2 separate regions of the Homo sapiens genome follow, and region 1 is linked to region 2. Evidence: read pairs that join two places in POLR2A ChIA-PET (ENCODE). Cell type or tissue: PC-9. All regions are shown on one strand. Links, peaks and the distances in the headings refer to the core of each region. The heading gives the core; the rest is flanking DNA. Region 1 overlaps PHLDB2 (pleckstrin homology like domain family B member 2). Region 2 has its middle 3.5 kb from the start of TMPRSS7.

Region 1 (5,391 bases), core at 59-5,058, 98 kb before region 2:
ATTAGCACACGTGGGCATCCTTTGTTCTGTTAATAATGCCATTGCTTTCTCCAACTCTTGCACAATTGGTGTGTACAGTGAGCAAACTTACCATTGAAGATCGAAGAAATTTTCGTTGTTGTCTGTTAAACTTTTAAGTTGTTACAGAACCATGTTAGATTGGTATGTGAAGTAGGGGTCTCAGGTTTATGATTTCTGAATTTAATTATTTTAAGAAAATTACATTTCTAAAGCCAAATATACATTTCTAAATTTAAGTGAAAAATGGAGACTCAAGTGAACTGGTATTGATATCATGTAGTTTTAGATTTGAACCATAACATCTTTTATACGGAATCTATGTGTTTATGTAGGAAATCATGGCCATTTTGATAAAATGTAGTAAGGATAATGTCATAGGACTATTTCAGAGGAAAATCCTTAAAAAGAGTCCTTCTGTGATGTGCTTAGAAGCTAGTTTTGTTCCTGCCAGTTTATATAAAAGGAATATAAGGAAGGGAAGGTGGTGGTCATTTCACTTACCGAAGGTCAAATTGTCAAAGTGCTTCATAAAGTGCTTTTGTTTAGGCTGATGGTGTTACACAAGAAGACACATCTAAAATTTGTTTCAATTGTTCAGAGCATCATAAAAAGAACACAAGTTGGGAAGACTGGCACCAAAAAACTGAAGTTTTGTTTCTTAATTTAAGAGGTAGCATTGTAAAGCCGTGTAATCACTGTATTAGAGTATTTGCCTATTAAATCCTAGAGAATGTCCAGGGTCTCATTGGCACGTGTGACTTGGAAGGGATTTAGTATTCTCTTCCTTCTCCTTTCTTCTCTGACTCTTTTCTTTTTTTCACAGTCCGTGTTTCAGTTTATTTTTATGTCAGTCGTTGTGGGAAAGTCTGTATTTCCGCAGTCCCCGTCACATTTTTGGTGTGTCTGAGCTGCCTATGCCTTCCCTTCACTGCTTTGTCTGTCTTGCATTTTTACTAGCTCTCTCTCAGTCCTTGAATAATCTCTCTGGATTAAGATTTTCTAACTCTGTAAGTTCTGAAGTTTTCCAGATAGCTAGAACTGTTTCAGATGACGGGGATGTCAATTAATACACCTAGAATTCCTCTAACCTGAGAACAAAACCAGTTAATTCCAAAACTTGCCATACAAAGGCCTTGAGCGAGTTAGGCTATGACAGTCCTTGAGGTAAATGCCCCCTTTCCTTTGTCTGTTTCTCTGACAGGTGACTCTTAGCAAGGCTTGCTTATGAATTTGGTTGGCATTTCTTTGATTGTTGGCCAATGACCAACACTCAACATGACCATTGCTTCCCCTGCTTTTGTAACATGGTGGCAGGAAGAAGGGAGGGAAGGAAAGTGGGAGTCACTGCCATGAAGTGGACTGTGCTTTGAGAATGCAGAAACCCAGTCCCTTTGTCTTAACTTCCACTTATATCCCTTTATCCTAGCCACTAACAAGATACGTTTCTACATTCATAGATTGTCCAGAGTTTGTGTATGTTTGTTTATGTTATCCTTGAGAAATGTTCACTAGCACCTGCTTGGGGGTGTGAAGGTAATTTCTATTCTATTTTCTGGTTTCTGAACTTCAGGAGAAGGTAAAGCTTGATGCTGAAAGGGAAAAACTAGAGAGGCTTCAGGAGCTTTACTCCGAGCAGAAGACCCAGCTGGACAATTGTCCTGAGTCCATGAGGGAACAGTTACAACAACAACTGAAGAGGGTCAGTAGCAAACAGGAATGCACCAGTTATTTTGCTTTTCGTTTTTGTTTTTCACTTAAGTGCCACTTACCTGTGACTTACGACTTCATATAGCATAAGTTTGCATAAGTTCTAGTCATTAGATACGTTTAAATGGAAATATGCATGCTAACAGTATATATTATTCCATGCTAATCAGTTTTTAAAATTCCTTGTTAGAATCCTTCACATAATTTCTAATGCAAAACCATTTCTGGAGTCATTTTTTTTTGTGACAAAAGAAGCTATTTCTGATTTGTAACCAACATCAACATTATAGCATTTGTATTAACTGATCTCTTCCCCTGCATTCTCTGCTGCATCATGAATCCTATTTACCCTTGAATGTTTTGTTCTTTAGCTTGATTTTAGACTCTTGTCCCCAGATTATCCTATTTTCTGATTTGCTCCCCACCAGCAGCTATTCTTTTGTGTTTCCTTTTCTTTCTGCTGGTTAGTGACATTGAACTAATTAGCCCAATCCCAACAATTAAACACCAAGACCCAAGATGCAGGGCATTACAAATGCCCTCAACATCTCATGTGAGCTTCATAATTTCTAAGAACTTAATGCAGCATAGACTTTCTAGTTAAGCTTTATCAAGTTATTCTTTGATCCTTAAGGTTGGCAGCGTTTAACACAACCACACTGGTTATCTTCTGAAAGCAAGACTTCCTAGGTGGATAGTTTCACAAACACTGGCACAGCCACTTAATATTTCATAGCCTCTTGGCAACTGGGTCATTTCCTTTGAACAGCAGCCCCAGTAAACTGCTTCCTTCTGGGGAAGCAGTCGTTAACAGTCTTGGATATCTGAAAGAGTCACGTAATAGTAATTTGTCTTGAGTGATTAACAATTTATGATTCTACCTGAGTATAACAAGCTAGTTTCATCCATGTTATTATGTTTGTACCTTCTTGGGAATGGGGAGGTTGAAAAATTTATTGAGATAGCACATCCTTAAACGTTCTTAAGATGACCTTTAATACAAAAATATTTGCTACCTCTGAGAACGTCACTAGGTGAAAAAATAACAGTTAAAGCTTTTCAATGTATTGCAGAAGTTGAGAGCATCTTAATAATGAGAATCCAATGCAGCTGTTTAAACTGCAGCATAATAGTTTTAGTATTTATTTCTTACAATGTTGGAGCAAAGAAAGTTTTAACCATATGTCTTCCCTTTACTCTTTTTATTGTATGCAGCTGAATTTGTTGTAAGAAGATAAAACTTCCTGCCTCTCAGTCACAATTCTCTGAAAATTTTATGATAAAAATGATTGGAAGAAAACTAGTATTTGTAAAGTAATTTCAGTTTGTAATTTGCTTGTGTTTATGCTAGTTAACAAAAGAGATGGGAAAACTGATTTTTTTTACATTTGCTTACATTTTAACTCTCCTTATCACTAAAGATTTTACACAGTCATTGGAATTCCTTATTTACAGTCAGCAGCATAGTTGTATATTTTGTCCTTCCCTTCCTCTGGTTATCCATTTATTGTGTTCTTTATAAACATTGCTTTACATAAAAATTTATAGACTCTATTCACAACTTGGATTATGATTAACATAAATACTGTTTAGCTTAATCTAGATTCTGTAGGATAACTCATAATATCAGTTATATGTTCCAAAGATTCTGACTACAAAAGAGGAAAGGAAATGATGCAGACAGTCTTTTCCATTAATTGAAGGCAGAGACTTCTTCCCTTTCCTCTCCAGAGTGTAAAATTCTTATAAAACCTCTTTCCTTAGGAGAGATAACTGGCTTGTGATGGCTGCAGTTCACCTTATATTAAGAGGTCTACTAATTCTGTTTTTCAAGGATGACGACCAGTATAACTCTTCACCAATGCCTTGGCTTAATCAGTAAAAAGTTCACTTACTTCATGAGAAGTAAGTCCTAAAGTTCACTTTAGGACCTTTCTGTGTTATCACAGCTTATCTCCCTTTAGACTTCAAACACTTCAAAATATGACTTCACTACAAAGCTTTCCCTTGGGCATTTAAACTAGATTTAATAAAGTTTGTTTTATTATAAATAGCTTCATTAGGTGGTAAGTCACACAAAGTAAAAAATAAAAGAATAAGAAGAAAGTTATTTTATTAAACTGCATATTGAATACTTCAGCTGAAATTGTAGAATGATTTTGTGCATGCAGCATAATGACTTGTGGCTGGTCTTCCTACCTTTAAACATGATGTTAGAGTCTGAATATTATTTTCATCTGATATTGGTTTTGTGGCCTGTGGTTGGTATGTTGTTAACATGGCCTTACCAATCTGGTAGTTGATATGGGCACAGCAATCCCTGGGTTACTAATAGTGTAGAAAAGAAAACTGATGTTAAATGAAAATGAGTCATTTAACTCATCTCATGTGGAAAAAGATAATAGAAATAATCTCATCCTACCTTCTCATTTCATATATGAGGATATTTAGGCCCATAGAGTTGGAATGGGTTGTCCAAGACTAATGGATAAAATGATTTTAGAGCCAGTGATAGAAAAAAGGTCTACTAATTGTAGATATCACTGGATAAATTTTTTTAATCAAGACCAAAATCAAACTTTTATTTGAGTAAATAATCAAAAGCACAAGAAAACTGTCCCAGCCAGGTAACTGTCTTCTTGTGCTTTTGATATTTACTCAAATGAATGGTTGATTTTGGTATCTTGATTTTTTTTTTTTTTTTTTTTTTTTGAGACAGAGTCTTGCTCTGTCACCCAGGCTGGAGGGTAGTAGTGCGATCTCGGCTCACTGCAAGCTCCACCTCCCAGGTTCACGCCATTCTCCTGCTTCAGCCTCCTGAGCAGCTGGGACTACAGGCACCTGCCACCATGCCTGGCTCATTTTTCATATTTTTAGTAGAGTCGGGGAGTATCTTGATGTTTTAAAAAAATTTTATTCAGTGATCTACAATTAAAAGACCTTTTTACTGTCACTGGCTATAAAATTAGTTTATCCATTAGTCTTGGACAAGTCATTCAACTTCTATGGGCTGCAATATCCTCATATATGAAATAAGGAGTGTATTAGTCAGGGTTCTCTAGAGGGACAGAACTAATATGATATATGTGTATATAAGATAGATAGATAGATAGATAGATAGATAGATAGATAGATAGAAGGGGAGTTCATTAAGTATTAACTCCCAAAATCACAAGGTCCCACAACAGGCTGTCTGGAAGCTGAGGAGCAAGGAGAGCCAGTCCAAGTCTCAAAACTGAAGTACTTGGAGTCCAGTGTTCAAGGGCAGGAAGCATCTAGCACAGGAGAAAGATGCAGGTTGGGAGGCTAGGCCAGTCTAGTCTTTTCACGTTGTTTCTTGTTTTGTTTTGTTTCTGCCTGCTTTATATTCTAGCCACTCTGGCAGCTGATTAGATGGTGCTCACCCAGATTAAGGGTGGGTCTGCCTTTCCCAGCCCACCGACTCAAATGTTAATCTTTGGCAAGATCCTCCCAGACACACCCAGGATCAATACTTTGCATCCTTCAATCCAATCAGGTTGACAGTATTAATCACCTCAAGGAGGTTGGACTAGATTATTTCAACTGTCTTTTTCCATATTCCAAAAGTATGTAGTTAAAGTGTAAAAGTTAACAAAACCCTGAGCCCCATTTAAATTTGCTTCTGGAGTTGGCCATGAGCTG
Region 2 (5,391 bases), core at 208-5,207:
CCAGTAAAAAACAACAAGGAGATCAATGCATACTTGCTCACCAAGCTTGTTGCAAGCTTGCTTATCTTACATCCCAGCTTTCTTTGCCATCATCACTCAAAACCAGTGACTTATCTAGTGTATTTGACTCTCAGAGATGATCATTTTCCCCTCAACATTTTATTAAGAAAAATTTCAAACAAGCAGTTGAAATAATTTTATAGTGTAAATGCATATACCCACACCTAGATTCTACCATTAACATTTTGCTGTAGTTGCTTTATCATATAACTGCTCACTTACAGTAGATCATTTCTTTCTATATTTTGTGTTGTATCACTTGGTCAAGATTTATTTCAAGGCCTGAAGACATTCAGACTAATCAAAATGGTACTACAGTAATTTATTATAATACATAAATAATATAAAATTTTGAAAAATGCTGACACAATTCTTAAACAAGGATACCCTTTGATTTTCAAAAGTGAGGGCTATTTAACAAAATGCAAGATGACAATAAAACATCAAATAACTTTCACACACCTAAGGAGAACATAATTAGCAGCAATCTATTCAGACAAAACAAGCACAAATATTTTTACAATTTCCATGTTTGTTTTTAACTTTGCTTCAAAAATCCATGATAAATGAGGCTTCTTTCAAGTATAGGATTTCTAACATTTACAATTATGTTTTCTAAATATTTCTATAAAGAAGCCACAAACTATATTGTTTGCCATAAATACGTACAGCAAAAAGTAAAACACAATCCAACTGAGTTTATATATGATTTTCTCTTCTCCAACAACTTTATATGCTTTTCTAAATAATTTAAAATATTTTAATTAAAATCAGTTCTAATTCACCTATGCAGATTAGGGGAAACTGATGCATAATGAGTTATCTTTAAAAATAGCTTTTGCATAGTTCTACTCCAACCCCGACCCCCATTTACCACCAGATCTGTTGCTAGAGTGAACAATGATGCAAGATGCTGTTTGAGGAGCCCAACACAACCTGTAATCTTAATTTCCTAAGTATCCAAAGATTTCAACTTTCTTCTGGTATAAAGAAAAAGACTCAAATGGCCAAAAATCATACAGTTAGTAGGAGGAAAAATCCATATTATGAAAATTATTTAAGTAAAATTTTGGGCATTTCCCTGAAGCTACAAGCACTCTTTAGACAAGCATCAAATTACATTGTGCATATGCAACTACAGCAATTTAGATTTGCTCCAGAACATATACTTGCATTAAAAATAAATAACTTCCTAATTATTTTATAGTTTAACTGGCTCAATAGTTTTGTGCCCTTTAAAAAACTGGTACATATAAATGAACGGCTAAATGTTCATTTAAATCTTAAGGAAAACTAAAGATGAAGTTTGCTGTTTTGTTTTTTCTATAAAATGCAATACATACATATGCTTACTTACTGTTCTATAGTGAAAGAATGGAATGGTATGGACAGATGCAATCTCTTTTAAGTATACAGTTGTAGGATATTCTAAATGGAATAAACTGACATTGACAATCATTTAAAGGAAGAAAGAACCAAAGTAAAAAAAAATTGTGGCAGGACAGAGATATCTACTGTTAAAAAGATAAAAGATAAAAAGGGTTATCCAACACAAAATGTTAAAAGATAGAAAGGGTTATCCAACACAAAAATGAGACCTACAGATTCAAAAAACACTTATTCTGCTGTCTTAAAATATAAACACAAAAACCATGATAGGCAGAGGGTGTCTAGTCCACAAATTGAGGCAGTGCCATACAAAAATGAAGATGATACAATGCTGTGACCTCATAAAGGAAATGACTAAAATAATATTTCCCAAATGTCCTCATGTTTATGATAATATATTAATGTACAAAATATCAAAAAAGTACAAAATCTAGATTTTTTCCTTTTAGGATTATAATAAACTATCAACCTTCTGTTTAGTGCATTTACTTTTATAAGGCCCCTCTGTTTAGCAGTAAATCTATATGAGTATATATATGCTGGTATTTTACCATGAGAATTATACTTCTCACATCAAACTAGTGATTTGCCTTTTTACCCATACTTACATACATTTTATTTCCATAAGACCAATACCTTTCTAGTGATGCATTTGAATCAACATATTACATAAAAATAATATTGATTTTTAAATGAATCTCTTTTGTACTACGTCCTGATGGGTTTAACAGTTGAAACATAAAATGGTAACTGCAGTGCACTGTTTAAACTAATTAATAGCTGTAGGGAAATGTTTGGTTTTTAAAATACAACCAAGATGAGACTGCAGAGTTATGAGCAGTTATGTTTTCACTAGAAAAGAGTGAATGAATAAATAAGATGATTTTTTTCATCAGTGGCCATTCATCATTTTGCTTTTAGGAACCTGGAAGAAATTGTCTTCTTTGAGTTTCAAATGTTCTGGTAAATCACATCATTTCTTAGCTTCCTCAATATCACCGTGAATTGCTGAAACAAGTGACTCTAAAGAATCCGAGAAGTTTTTTTCTGATTAGTAATTTCCTTTATGAGGTAGTCAACGATAGTCACATTGAGGATTTTCCCACAGAAGTCCTAGTTCACTGCAGCCTCAAACTCCTGTGCCCATGAGATCCTACTACCTCAGCCTCCCAAAGAGTAGCTAGGACTAATGGCGAACCACCACACCTGGCTTTTTTTTTTTTTTGTACGAACAGGATCTTGCTAGGTTGCCCATGCTGGTCTCAAACTCCTGGCTTCAAGTGATCCTCCTCCCTTGGCCTTTCAAAGTGCTGGGATGACAGGTATGAGCCACTGTGCCCAGCCAGAAGTCCTCTTTAAAGGCATGCATGGTAGGAGTTTTTGTGGATTTTTTGGGTATTTTTGCAGTATGGATTCCACCCTATGTTCACCACCATCTTATGGACATTTCCACTTCCAAACTGGCCCAACCATGATAAATGATGTGGATACACCAGTTGGAAGGTTATCTACCACTTATTCTGGATAGTTAGCTGTGGGGAGGCCCAGCTACTTGGAGCAGTGGCCCAGGCTCTGCACCACTTGGCTCCAGCAGAAGTATGGCCTGTGCCTCTGATACCATGCACTCAGGGCATGGGCGGTGGTGCAGCCTCCATGCATCTGGAAGAGCCACAGTCGAGGTAGTACCTGGACCCCGTGGACTAATCTGGGAATGTGGGTATGAGCTCTGCTGGCCGATGGAATCACCAGTTACCAGGCGGTGCCAACGACACCCTGTGGTAGGTCCTTCACACTGTTGACCCTACAGAAGCTGCCCAGCTACTCAGGGGCTGCTTCTCCTTGGAGTGGATCATTTCTCAACAATCTCTTCTCCTATACAGTAAAATTGTTTTCAGGAGGAATCATGAAATAAAACTAATAATAATATTGATGAGAAAAAAAGTGAAAAATTTTAGTCAACTTTGTATATATAATTATGCTAGCAAAAATAAAATTAACAAAATACATACTGCATACAGAATATTACATATAAAAATATTACACCTTGCAATTCATACCCTGTAACTGTATTAAATTTTAAATATAAATTAACTCATTGGTCACATAGAAGGACAAATGAAATAACTGAAATTCTGTTTCTTGGTCTTTACAATCATTGTGCTATTATTGCTTGTTTTGAACCTTCCCTTTAAATGCAGCAATATGTAATCCCACAGGGATTGCTGGAGGCAAGGACTCTGCCCTAAGTATGTGCAAATGATTCCAGACCATTAGAAGCTTACTCTTGAAATGAACATGTGTCACAGTCATCTTGTATTCTGTGGAGTCCTAATTAGGGAAAAGGAGTCGGGCTGGTGGAAGCAGGGGAAAGCAAAAAGAAGAAAGCAAATGAGCTGTAAGTCTGCCTTTCTTCATGGTCCAAGACATGTAGCCCTCCTGCACAAGTAACTCAAATAACTCACAATCTTCCTGCACCCGACTAATCACCAGACCCTTGACTGATAGAAAAATGCAAGTTAGCTCATTGTGACCTTGGCATTATCAGCACTCCACGTGGCCCTCTTGAGCACAAGCACCATCCTGTAAAATCCCGAGCCAGCCTTTGTCTCCTCGCAGCCAGCTCCTCTCTTGCTGATCTGCCTGTTGCTCTCTTGCAATGTATTTTCTTACTTTCTCTAATAAATCTACCTTTCTTTACCTACAACTGTCTTGGGAAATTCCTTTACCACCTGCACCACTGGCCCCAGATAGTTGTTACCCACAACATGTTTGAGACCAACTTTACAGTTGGGAGATTTCCAAATTAATTTCTGCATGACATTCATCACTTACTAAAAAATGAATAATAGGAATTGCTCATTATACACTTAAATAAGTATTATTCAAACAGTTGTAGTGGCAGTGATTGTTTAGAACTCATGGCAATTTTTTTTTTTTTTTTTTTTTTAGAGAGGAGTATTTTGTCACTGACATTATTTAGAATTGCTGGCATGATGATAGTGAAAAAGCAGCCTTTGGTTGGTTTTATGATTGCTTTTAAATTTGGTACATTTAACACAGCCTCCTGATATTTTGCTGCCACTTTTCACACTTGGTGGTGTGAAAGGGAAAAAAGGATGGGGGGACACTAGTTAAAGGCTGTAAAGACAGATTTTCTTCAGCACTGTTGCAACGGGAGAAAGTGAATTCGATATAGAGCTGAACTCAGTTCCAAATACAGCAAAGAAAGCTGGGGATTAGTAGTCAATGAAGAGAGTGAGGGGGTCCATGGTTGGAAAATTACTAAGGGGAAACACCAAGGGGCATCCTTGCTAAACTGACCAATCAGGATTCTTGTTACAGGCAGCCAAGGACTTACATATCAAGGGTAGGGGATAAAGAACTTGATCAGATATCAAGGGTATTTCAAGGCCACTCTTGAATCAAAAAAAAAAAAAAAAAAAAAAAGAAAGAAAGAAAGAAAGAAAAGAAAAAGAAAGCAAAATCAAGGGTGATCAGATATCAAGGCGGGGGGATTCCTGCTAAACTGACCAGATGGGCCAAAGACAAGGCCCAAGGACAAGGTCTAGTTGAAAAGAGAGCTCAGAGTAACCTGACAACACTTTGGTCAAGAAGAGAGTCTTTGTCAATGGCCACCGATAAGTATACAAATTTTACTTATATTGGTGAAATATGAGTTAGTTCTAGAAATAGGTAGAGAAATAATACTGGAAAGATGAGCCATTAAAAGTAATATTATAAAGTCTAAACCATTATTAATAATTTCATCAATGTGAATAATAAATAACAAAACCCAAGAGGCGAATTTGTACATGACTTAATTCTTTTTTTTTTTTTTTTTTTTTTTTTGTTATTCTGTCTCATCTTCCCCAAGTTAGATCAAATTTCAGGTATGAAGCAACTCAACTAATCTTTCCCCACTTTCAGCAGGCAGTTTCTCAC

Evidence for each region. ChIA-PET counts read pairs that join two places held together with the same protein. Peaks named below come from ENCODE experiments on the same cell type or tissue, not always from the same donor. Only the 100,000 strongest peaks of a DNase experiment are listed, where the experiment ranks them.
Region 1: POLR2A ChIA-PET joins it to region 2 with 8 read pairs; 4 of 35 experiments call an interaction of 5 or more read pairs at or near these places.

The regions. Positions count from the first base shown.
Region 1 is chr3:111,930,678-111,936,068 of GRCh38, forward strand. It overlaps PHLDB2 (pleckstrin homology like domain family B member 2), which reads left to right. Exons shown (of 18, transcript NM_001134438.2): 6 at 1,592-1,720. Among named protein-coding and RNA genes, the nearest start is that of ABHD10, 46 kb to the right of the region's middle. In PC-9, for the core only: no CTCF peak of the experiment used is centred there; no DNase peak of the experiment used is centred there; H3K27ac peaks cover 2,009 bases.
Region 2 is chr3:112,028,590-112,033,980 of GRCh38, forward strand. It overlaps the pseudogene RFKP2 and the pseudogene LOC124906250. Among named protein-coding and RNA genes, the nearest start is that of TMPRSS7, 3.5 kb to the right of the region's middle. In PC-9, for the core only: no CTCF peak of the experiment used is centred there; no DNase peak of the experiment used is centred there.